3 separate regions of the Homo sapiens genome follow, and regions 1 and 3 are each linked to region 2. Evidence: chromatin contacts called from ENCODE Hi-C or POLR2A ChIA-PET data. All regions are on one chromosome and are shown on one strand. The core of a region is the stretch at or near the end of the contact, and the rest is flanking DNA. Distances in the headings are between cores, read along the strand shown. Region 1 holds the start of PRDM15 (PR/SET domain 15). Region 2 holds the start of MX1 (MX dynamin like GTPase 1). Region 3 overlaps C2CD2 (C2 calcium dependent domain containing 2).

Region 1 (3,322 bases), core at 518-3,017, 450 kb before region 2:
AACCAGTCATCTGGCCATTTTGGAACTGTGAGTGATGTCACTGGAGGTGCGTGTATAGAGGGAATGTCCATTAGCTGTAGTGGTGGTGGTGGGAGTGGGGTTGGGCGGAGACCTGAATACAGAGAAGGTTGTGGAAAACCTGGGAAGTGTTTGAAGATAGAGTACAGAAGGCCTTGGGAACAGGCTTCAGGGACAGGAGGCTGGAGGGAGGCATGAAGTCGCAGGTGGGGACAAGCAGGGAGACAGTGGACGCCGGGGATGCTCCAGAAAGGTCTGGGGGGCCATGGGATGGCCTACTATAGTGCAACATGGAAGCCACTGTAGAATGCTGGGCCAGGCAGAGAAACCAGCCTTCACAGATCAACACTTGCCTAATCTGTCTCCGGCTGCCCGGCGTTGCAGCCTATGGATGTGCCCAGGTGCATCCAACACTTCCCATGGGATGGCACGTAGTATGTAAGCAAATGTGATGATCACATATGCCATTCATACAAGCGAGTCCGTCTCTGGCACCATTCCTGCATGTGGGTCAAAGGCTATGTGCATTTAGAATTTTTATGGATATCCACAAATATCTGAATGGAAACTACGCTAATTTATTCTCCTACCCGTAAAGGAGCTTGTTTCTCTAGTTTCTTCAAAATTATGCTATTAAAACTTTTTTTTGTTTGTTTTTGTTTGAGACAGGGTCTCACTCTGTTGCCCAGGCTGGAGTGCAGTGACACGATCACAGCTCACTGCAGCCTCAAACTGTGGGACTCAAGTGACCCTCCTGCCTCAGCCTCCTGAGTAGCTGAGACTACGGGCACGTGCCACCGAGCCCAGCTAAGTTTTTTAGAGACAAGGTCTGGCTATGTTGCCCAGGTTGTATTAAACGTTTTAAAAAATCTTTGCTAATCTAATAAAAATGATCCCACTGCGACTTTTTTTCTCTTATTGCAGCGTAGTTGAATAGCTTCTCATATGCTTAAGAACCATTGAATTTCCTACGAACTGTCCATCCACACACTTTGCTCATTTTTCTATATACATATATATTTTTATTGGTTCACAAGAGTTTCACGTACATGAGGGAAACGAGCCCTTTTGTGGCATCAATTTAAAATCATTTTCCCCGGTTCATCACTTCTCTTTATGAATGTAGGTTTTTGCCAGGCAGCAATGAACAAGACAGTCGGCCTCTCTGAATATGGGCGGCCAGGACTAAGGTGAAAAGTCTGTCCCTTCTCCGTCTCACGTTTTGTGATGGCACACACACTTGGTGGAGGGGGTCAAGAGAGGCCACACAGGCCCCCGGGGAAGAATGGAGAGCCAGGTCCGCGGCTGGCCCGGTGCTCACCGGTAGCGTGGCGGAGCCCGCCAGGCCAGACTCCCCTCGCGGGCACAGAGCTCGTGTCCCAGGGCCCCGCCGGCCAAATCCAGAGGTCACCGTGAGTGGGGGCAAGTCCCAGGCCTGTTCTAGAGAAAAACTCGACCCACCCACCGCCACCACTCCCCAACTCCGCAAGAAACGCGTCCGAGGAGAGGTGGAGAGGGAGCTGCCCGCGCGCGTGGGCGGCAGGGCCGTGCCACGTGGGAGGGGGGCCGCGCGCGGAATTCCCTCCGGCCAGACCCGCCCCGCGCGCGCCCGCTGCCCCGTCCACGCCGCCCGCGCCCCGCAGTCCCACCCGCAGGACCCCCGGCCGCGCCAGGGTCTCGCCTGCGCCCCCCGCGCCCGCCCGCGGACTACAAGTCCCGCCATGCCCCGCCGCCGCCCCCCGGCTTCCGGTGCTGCGCAGTTTCCGGAGCGGATCGCAACCCGGAGTCCGGATCCGATCCCGCTCTGCACATTCCAAAGGCAGGTAAAGCTCCGGGCCCTGCGCCCGCCGCCCGCCCCGGCGTGCGCCCCGCCGGCCCCGGGCCGCACCCGCTGCCCCCGCGAGCCCCGGCGCGCCCTGGGCCCGCTGCCCCCCGCCCCCCGCGCCCGGCAGCCGCGCGCCGCCCCGGTCCAGCCGCCATGCCGACTGTTCTTTGTTACATTCGCCGGCTGCGGGCACCGTTGGCGATCGGAGTCAAAACCCGGCTGGATTTCCCGGAGCCGCTCCGGGATCGCCCTGCGCGCCGCCCGCCCGCCGGGTCCCGCCGCCGCGGGCGCTCCTGGCCGGGCTCCGCGCCCCCGTCCCCTGCCTCGCGCCCCCCGCCCGCCCGCGGCCAGGCCCAGCGCGGGGCCGCGGGGCTGCCGGGCCGCGCTCGCCCGTGGGCGCGGCGCAGGGTCTTCGCCGCCCCGGCCCGCGGCCCCGCGGCCCCCGCCGCCGGGCGGCGTCGTCGCCGAGGCCCCAGGGGATGTCGTTATCCCCCGCCCTCGGGTACAGCCCATGCGGGTCGCACGGGGGGGTCCCTGGACCCCCAACCCCGCGTTTAGAGAAGCTGAGTCCTGGTGATGGGGTCTCCCAGACCCCCTGCGCCTTATTTTCGTAAGCCTTTTGGTGGCAGAGAGAAGGTAGCGAGGTGGATGGACAGGTGACGCGTGCCTACCCGGGGTGGGTGGCCGTTCGGGGACGGGGCGTGCCCGGCCGCTCAGGTGAGGCCCGCCTCGCGTGGACAGGTGGGGACGGGGGCCACGCGCAGCGTCCTGCTAGAGGGGAGGTGTTCACGCAGGGGTTAGCCTTGAGAAAATAGAAATGAAAACTCATGGAAATAAACACTCCTATCTGGTGGTTAGAGTTATCACCCATTTACCTTTCTTAACCCCCTAATGTAGTGGATGGTTTTTTCCCCCACAAATGCTCAGAAATTGCCCCTCACCCCCAAGTCCCCAAAGGGAGTTTAAAACGGTAGAAACAAGTGTGTGATCAGAGACACGTGGACCTGTGTGTGTATTTAAAGCTACCAACACTCGTTTTAAAAAAACCACATTGGCTTAAGCCAGACTCAAGTGAATTTGGAGAACCTAGCTTGGTTCCTGAAGGGTGGTGACATGTGAAGGAGCCACTGGCTTTGTGATGTACCTTAAAAGGTAGCAGTGACAGTTCTCCTTGGAGAATGCAATGATGTCAACACTCGATAAGGGTGGTGATCCCACCCCGGTGCACACACCACTACCGTATTTTGTTTCAAGCTCGGACATTTTCACGTGTTCCACGTTTTCACTGCTTCACTCCTTCCCCAGATTTCCTGACATCGCTGCCTCACGGTGAACGATTAAGAAATAGTAGCTCTATAATTTAGACTTTCAAGAGCAAAAACACCATTTTTTTTATAGTTTGTTTTTCTTCTATCTGTGATTCATACTTTTTGCCGCAAAGTAGCCAGCAAAGAACAAGCTAAATGTTCCATTTTGGAA
Region 2 (3,316 bases), core at 237-2,736:
TTGTCAGGGGGTTCTCTCCTTGTGGTGAAGCTTCCTCAGCTCAGACCCCATAGAGGAGCAGGGATGGGAGGTAGGATTCAGCCCCCTTCCTCTCCCAAAACTCCTAATAAGGACCACCTACTGCCTACGTTCTAGGAAATGCCTAAGATGGAAGAGGCTACACTTTCCCAACATAATCCAGTCTAGTTTTTTCTTTTTTTATAAGCTTTTAAGTTCTGGGGTACATGTGCAGAACGTGCAGGTTTGTTACATAGGTATACATGTGCCAATTCAGTCTAGTTTTAAAACTAACTCTTGCAGGACTGACATTCACCTTTTCTTCTGAAAGCGTTTTTCCCCCCAAACCCTGCTGGTATTTAAATTTGTTATGAATAAAAGAGAGAACATCTTGCCCTTTAGACCAAATGCACTGCTACCTACCAAAGCCCCTGAGCTGGGTGAGCAGGTGGGCGGCAAGGGCGCGAGGGAGGCGTGTCCACCGTGACACTGGGATTCCTGGCCGGCAACTGCGGTCCAAGGCTGAAAGATGACACAGCCATTTTAGGAGCCCTTTGGGACTGACACCGGTGGTGGAGGTAGAGGCGCGGTTAGCATCACTGGACTCTACTTCCCAGTAACAAACGTGATTTAAAATTTAACCAAATAACTTGGGCCATCCCAATTGCCCAGCTCGGCAGCACCTGCTGTGAGTGTTGGTGGGATGGGAGCGCAGGTCTCAGCTGTGCCCGGGCTCCTTCTGCCACCCCCGGGACTGTCCTGCCTCCCTTCGTCCACCGCACCCACTCCACGATCCCGGCCAACTACGATGGACCCCGAGGGTGCGTCAGCCCCACGCGCCGGGGAGGCCCCAGGCATGGCATCCACTGGGGCGGTGGGGGGGAACAGCGGGCAGGGGTCTTCCCGCGCATGCCCCATCTCGGCCCAGCTCGGAACCCCCTTTATTCAGCAGGATCGGCGAGAACTCCTTGAACCTTCCCTCCCCAGCGACCTCCGCAGTCTGACTTGGGTTTGCTTTCGCGCGTTCCCAGGAAATAGAAGTCGACGGAAAGCAGTGGTCGGCGTTCGGGTGGGCTCGTGGCCCGCGCAGCCGTGGATCTGAAACTTTCCCGGCGCCCTTCCCCGCTTACTAGAGTCCCTCGGAGACCTCCCCCGAGCCCCGTCCCCCACCCCTTCCCAACCTCTCCTGCAGGAAGGCCGCGGGTTAGGGGGATGTTTCTGATGCGTCATCAGGAGCCTGGGCAGCCTGGTGGGAACCAGAATCAGGCGTGCTCCGAGCCCGCCCATCAGCGCCCTTGCTATGATTATGATTATTATTATTGTTAGTTACTAGCAGCCGAGAAGGTGCCCCCGTCGTGCCCGTGCTCCGGAGCGCTAGTCTCCGCCACGAACGCCGCTCTCCCAATGCCCTTCTCCGCGCTCCTAGCGCGGTTACTGGGCGCTGCCCCCAGAAGCGACACTCACCGGTCCCTGCGCAGTGCTGGAGTGCGGCCTCCGCTCTCGCTTCGCCTCTTTCACCCCGCGCCCAGCCCCGCCCCGCGCCGCGAAGAAATGAAACTCACAGACCCTGTGCTGAGGGCGGCTCCGGGCGCAGAAACGAAACCTAGCTCCTGGCCCCGCACCTGCAGCACTTGCCTCGCGGGAACTCGCGGGAGACGCAGGTTCTCGGGCCCGAACCCAGGCCTGCTGAATCAGATGCTCGTTTCATCAGGCCCGTCTGAGGATCAAGGTGCTCCGGAGGCTCCCTAATGGCCCGGAGTCATCCAAGCCTGCACGTATCCTTGAACCTAGGCATGTCCTTCCCCCCGTCGGTTTTGAAAACAGATGCATTGGTAATTGGGGGTCTTCAGTTCCCTCCCAGGGCTCACTGGGATGATCCCAGCACCAGCAGGGACTCCCAGGCATTGTGTGCCAATGGCTGCAGAGCCCCTCTTGTCCCGAACTCCGTCCAGCACTCCCACCCCTAACCAGGCACACCCATACCATCTTCCTCCTTTCCCGTTTCCCCTTGCCCACTTCTAGGCCTCCCTGGAGTCTGGCTCATCTGGCCTCTCCAGGGTGGAAACGGGTGTGTGGAAGGAAAATAAAATAAAATAAATAAAATAGTAATAATAAAGCTTAAAATAATAAACATAACATAGGTAATAGTTGTCAGGCCAGGCCATCGCATCCCAGGCCAGGCCATCGCATCCCCTGTGACTTGCAGGTATACATCCAGATGGCCTAAAGTAACTGAAGATCCACAAAAGAAGTAAAAACAGCCTTAACTGATGACATTCCACCATTGTGATTTGTTCCTGCCCCACCCTAACTGATCAATGTACTTTGTAATCTTCCCCACCCTTAAGAAGGTTATTTGTAATTCTCCCCACCCTTGAGAATGTACTTTGTGAGATTCACCCCTGCCCACCAGAGAACAACCCCCTTTGACTGTAATTTTCCATTACCTTCCCAAATCCTATAAAACGGCCCCACCCCTATCTCCCTTCGCTGACTCTCTTTTCGGACTCAGCCCGCCTGCACCCAGGTGAAATACACAGCCATGTTGCTCACACAAAGCCTGTTTGGTGGTCTCTTCACATGGACGCACATGAAAACAGTTAACATTTAGTATAAGCTATTTAGAAGTAACACATAGGCTAAAATTTTAAGCAGCCCCTCCCAGCATTGTAACAAGTTGCAGATGCAAGCTTATCTCAAAAGCTTATCACCTGCCTCGGGACCCCAGCCTCCAACCCTAGTCCAGCTTGGAGGATGACTAGTCAATATAACTGAATTGCCAGTTTCCTCAGAATTGTCACGGGTTAAGTAATTTACTGTCTTTGTCTGAAACCTGTATCCTACCTTGTTTTTCCCATCTCAAACGACATATAAGCTAGCTGCTTTCTTTGTTGGGGTTGGCAGCCATTTTGGGCATGAGCCTGCTGTTGGCCCGAATTAAAAGTTCTGTTTTGGTCTCCAAAGGTCTCTTTGTCTTCCTTGGCTAGAGTTTTACTGCAAAGGTGAAAGGGGTTGGGGAGGGCTGAGTCAAGCAGACCCATGGGTGGTCCTCCCTTTGGGAGCTCCCATTCTCGGCTAACTGGCTGTGAGTGGGAGATGGCATTTCCCTTTGGGAGCGGTTGGCACCCCACCTCCATTCTCCTTAGCTCAGCTCACAGTCCCTTACAAGCCCCCGCTAAAGACTTCCATGATTAGGAAGGGTCACCCCCAACCAACCTCAAGGCCCAGAACCTGCCCCAGCTTTAGGTCCTGGGGTCAGGGGAAACCTGGATGGAATCAAATTCAATACTGCTGCACCTACAAGAGGGGGAGGAGCCCC
Region 3 (3,591 bases), core at 279-2,778, 500 kb before region 2:
GTAGAGAAGGCTCCAGAGGAATTATGCAGTGCTCAGAGTCAGGGTTGGGTTTTTAAATTTATTTTTATTTTTTATTTTTTACTTTAAGCAGTAAAAGGAGTGGGCTGTTGAGACCAAGGACAGGGAATTTTCTCAGTGTCATGCCATTGGTGCGTGTAACTCATCTGGCCACAAAGCATGTTCCTCCGTAAAGGACTGTTTATAGATCATTTATTTTTAACATGAATAGACAACATTTCTTATACAAACATTTTTTTGTTCTGGCCCTTTGTGAACTCTGGAGATGATGGAAATATGTAATTAACTCATGTGTATCAGTCTTCTGAACGTGGCGTTATAAGAACCGGTAGAAAGAGTTGCACGACTTTCTGCCAATATTGAGAGAAGGCAGGATTTTCTTTTTCTAGCTCTGTGGCATTGAGGTATTTGGTTGTGGATATTGGATGTTGACCCCTGCCCGGGCCTTAGTGCCCAGGTTCCGTTTTTGTTCCAGAGTGGGATGGGCCACTGGTGGGAAGAGCTGGACCCAGGGCTTGGCTGCGGCCAGGAGCCAGCAGATGAGAAAGTACAGGGGAATGTCCTAGCCCTGAACTTGGGGGAATAGCAGGCCCTGACTGAGTAATTATTTTGATAATCTTTCCATTTGGTATTTTAGATTCTGATAAATCCACCAGAGAATTAAAGAATTTTCTCTTCCTGTCCTGTGACTCCCTGCAGTGGAGTCAGTGGTTCTTTTGGGAATGAGGAGGTCAGTCTGACTTACCCTCAGCTCCTGGTAGCTTTGCTTTTTGGCCAAACACTGGCCACCTACGGAACCCCCTTGTGCCTGCCCTGTGGTCCAGCCCACTGTGCCCCTGGCCTCCCCTCTCCTCCTCCTGGCCAGTACACACCTGGCACCTGGCCTGGTAATTATCCCACACGTGTCTGCTTGGCCCTCTGCCCCCGGGAGGGGAGCGGGGAGGGGTCTGACCTCTCATTCTACATCAGCTTCTGTAGAGGAATCTGTGGCAGAAACTAGATCTCTCTCTGTGCCATGGTAGCTGTGAAAAGCACCCCTCTTAATACTGTATGATTATGATTTATGTCAGGAAACCACAGTTTGGTTTATTCCTGAGGTTATTATCTTTCTCTGTCTGACAGTTTCTTCAACGAGCTCATTTTATAATTCTGGTTTTGGTACGGCTGCATAATTTTATAATTGTTTGATACTTTGTATGTTTTTCCAATTACTCCCACCTTTTTGAAAACCATGATCGCCTCGAAATTATTTAGGTGGAAGCAACCCATTGTGTTCTGGGTAATTTAAGAAAACTTTTTTTACTTCTAACATCTATAACTTACTTTCTCTTTAAGACTCATTTTTAGCAAAAGAACTTGGCTAATGGCTTTGACTGTGTATGAATGTGGAAACATTTGGGGAATTAAAAATCAGCTATTGTGGAGAAATAGAACAAGATGATATTTAAAGAAAAAGACTTTGTTGGCCGGGCACGGTGGCTCATGCCTGTAATCCTAGCACTTTGGAAGGCCGAGGTGGGCGGATCACGAGGTGAGGAGATCGAGACCCTCCTGGCTAATGGTGAAACCCCGTCTCTACTAAAAACACAAAAAATTAGCCGGGAGTAGTAGCACACGCCTGTAAACCCAGCCACTCGGGAGTTTGAGGCAGGAGAATCGTGTGAACCCGGGAGGCGGAGGTTGCAGTGAGCTAAGATTGTGCCACTGCACTCCAACCTGGGCGACAGAGTGAAACTCCATCTCCAAAAAAAAAAAAAGGAAAAAGACTGTATTACATGTGGAAAGCGCATGATAACTAGATTTGGTCAAGACTTTAGCTGCTAAGAAAGTCATCAGGAAGCAAAGATTTGAAACATTGTTTCTGGTTTTCAAACTATATTATAGAAAAGGTTTTAATCTGAATATTTATCCAACTTTGAAACTCTAAATTTGTATCCTTGCTAACATATAAAGTCCAGATTATTTTGATATAAAGATGCCTAGGCCAGGCGTGGTGGCTCACACCTGTAATCCCAGCACTTTGGGAGGCTGAGGTGGGTAGATCAGCTGAGGCCAGGAGTTCGAGACTGGCCTGGCCAACATGGTGAAACTTTGTCTCTACTAAAAATACAAAAATTTGCTGGCCATGGTGGCACACACCTGTAATCCCAGCTACTTGGGAGGCTGAGGTGGGAGAATCACTTGAACCAGGGAGGCGGAGGTTGCAGTGAGCCGAGATTGCTCCACTGCACTTCAGCCTGGGTGACAGAGTGAGACTCCGTCTCAAAAAAAAAAAAAAAAGATGCCTATGGCAGCTGAGCACAGTGGCTCATGCCTGCAATCCCAGCACTTTGGGAGGCCAAGGTGGGAAGATTGTTTGAGCTCAGGAGTTCAAAACCAGCCTCAGTAATACAGGTAGAGCCCATCTTTACAAAAAAGACAAAAACAAAAATTAGGTGGGTGTGGGGGCACACCCCTGTAGTTTCATGTACTCAGGAGGCTGAGGTGGGAAGATCGCCTGAGCTGGGGAGGTGGAGGTTGCAGTGAGCTGAGATCGCGCCACTGCACTCCAGCCTGGGCGACAGAGTGAGACCTTGTCTCAAAAAAAAAAAAAGAAGAAGAAGAAGATGCGTATGCACGCGCTGTCCTTTGTTTTGGATACAGTTTTCTCCCTTACCTGTGCCTCCTCCAGGTGGTGGTCTGTCACGTGGTGGGCCAGGCTATTCAGTTCTTGGTCAGCGAGACGCCTGCCTTGGGTGCTGGATGCCGGCTGTACGACATGCGGCTCTCCCCTTTCCATTTACAGGTAAAGATGTGTAGACTTTGCAAGTTATGAGACCCGTCACAGTTCTCAGAAATGTGAAGAGTGAGCATGGTGTGAGTCAGAGGGCTGTAACGTTCATGTTTTTATTAATTATCATTCATGTCATAATTTTCAAACTGTAACCTTTCATATAGGATTTTCTATGTAGGAAATGATCACACACACTACACATTACACACACACACTACACACACACACATACATTTATAATAAACTCAGGGGTTGCCTCTTTCGGGCATTTGAATGAGGCAGGGTGTTGTTGACGGATATGATAAGGCAGGTGGCATCTGAGAGGAGAAAAGTAGTTCTGGTTCCGAATCCAGCGCTGGTTGCAGCTTGGAAACACAGCTGAGTGGCTGCCGTGGGGCATTCCTCTTTTCAGTTTTTGACAAAGTTGATTTAAAAAGAACCCCCTTATTATTTTTATAAGTTAAAAAATTAGTATTACCATTATTCCATGTTTTCATAATAGACATAAGAATAAAGACATATATATAATTTTACACATCTCTATAATTTTATAGAGAGAGACTTACGGATCTCTAATAATTACAATAAGCCCAGTGAGACTTTGGTTGCCCAAATCATCAGAGAGCTGTGCGTCTCTCACATCCGGCCAGATATTCACTGGAGTTCCTCTTTAGCTGGTATTTAAAAATTGCAGATGTCTGGGCTTGTTTCGAGGGTCACTGCCAGTTCAATGCCCTGTTTCATCTCCCGTGTCCCGTGTCCTTGGACTTGACTCCTAATTTGGGGGATGAGCTCAAGTC

What was found. Hi-C counts contacts between places; a loop is a spot of excess contacts on that map. ChIA-PET counts read pairs that join two places held with the same protein, here RNA polymerase II (POLR2A). Pooled maps may share reads with other maps.
Region 1: a pooled map shows a loop between it and region 2 (6-fold over the local background). The contact joins the promoter of PRDM15 here to the promoter of MX1 in region 2. A Hi-C loop is called at or near these places in 16 of 37 single-sample maps with no recorded cell type and 8 of 50 pooled maps. POLR2A ChIA-PET finds 5 or more read pairs at or near these places in 1 of 52 experiments (activated CD4-positive, alpha-beta memory T cell).
Region 3: a loop to region 2 is called in a map with no recorded cell type, with 6 times the contacts of the local background. The contact joins the enhancer-like site here to the promoter of MX1 in region 2. A Hi-C loop is called at or near these places in 7 of 37 single-sample maps with no recorded cell type and 10 of 50 pooled maps. POLR2A ChIA-PET finds 5 or more read pairs at or near these places in 1 of 52 experiments (activated CD8-positive, alpha-beta T cell).

The regions. Positions count from the first base shown.
Region 1 is chr21:41,877,789-41,881,110 of GRCh38, reverse strand. PRDM15 (PR/SET domain 15) reads left to right here and starts at 1,767. Exons shown (of 24, transcript NM_001040424.3): 1 at 1,767-1,841. RefSeq lists a silencer at 1,644-1,693 and enhancers at 1,844-1,893, 2,894-2,943.
Region 2 is chr21:41,424,409-41,427,724 of GRCh38, reverse strand. MX1 (MX dynamin like GTPase 1) reads right to left here and starts at 1,486. Exons shown (of 17, transcript NM_002462.5): 1 at 1,462-1,486; 2 at 421-519. RefSeq lists an enhancer at 1,380-1,819.
Region 3 is chr21:41,921,184-41,924,774 of GRCh38, reverse strand. It overlaps C2CD2 (C2 calcium dependent domain containing 2), which reads left to right. Exons shown (of 14, transcript NM_015500.2): 3 at 2,690-2,803. Among named protein-coding and RNA genes, the nearest start is that of SNORA91, 25 kb to the left of the region's middle. Within about 2 kb of position 1,528, at least 6 of the 41 ENCODE cell types and tissues checked have a DNase peak (open chromatin) inside an H3K27ac peak, as active enhancers do.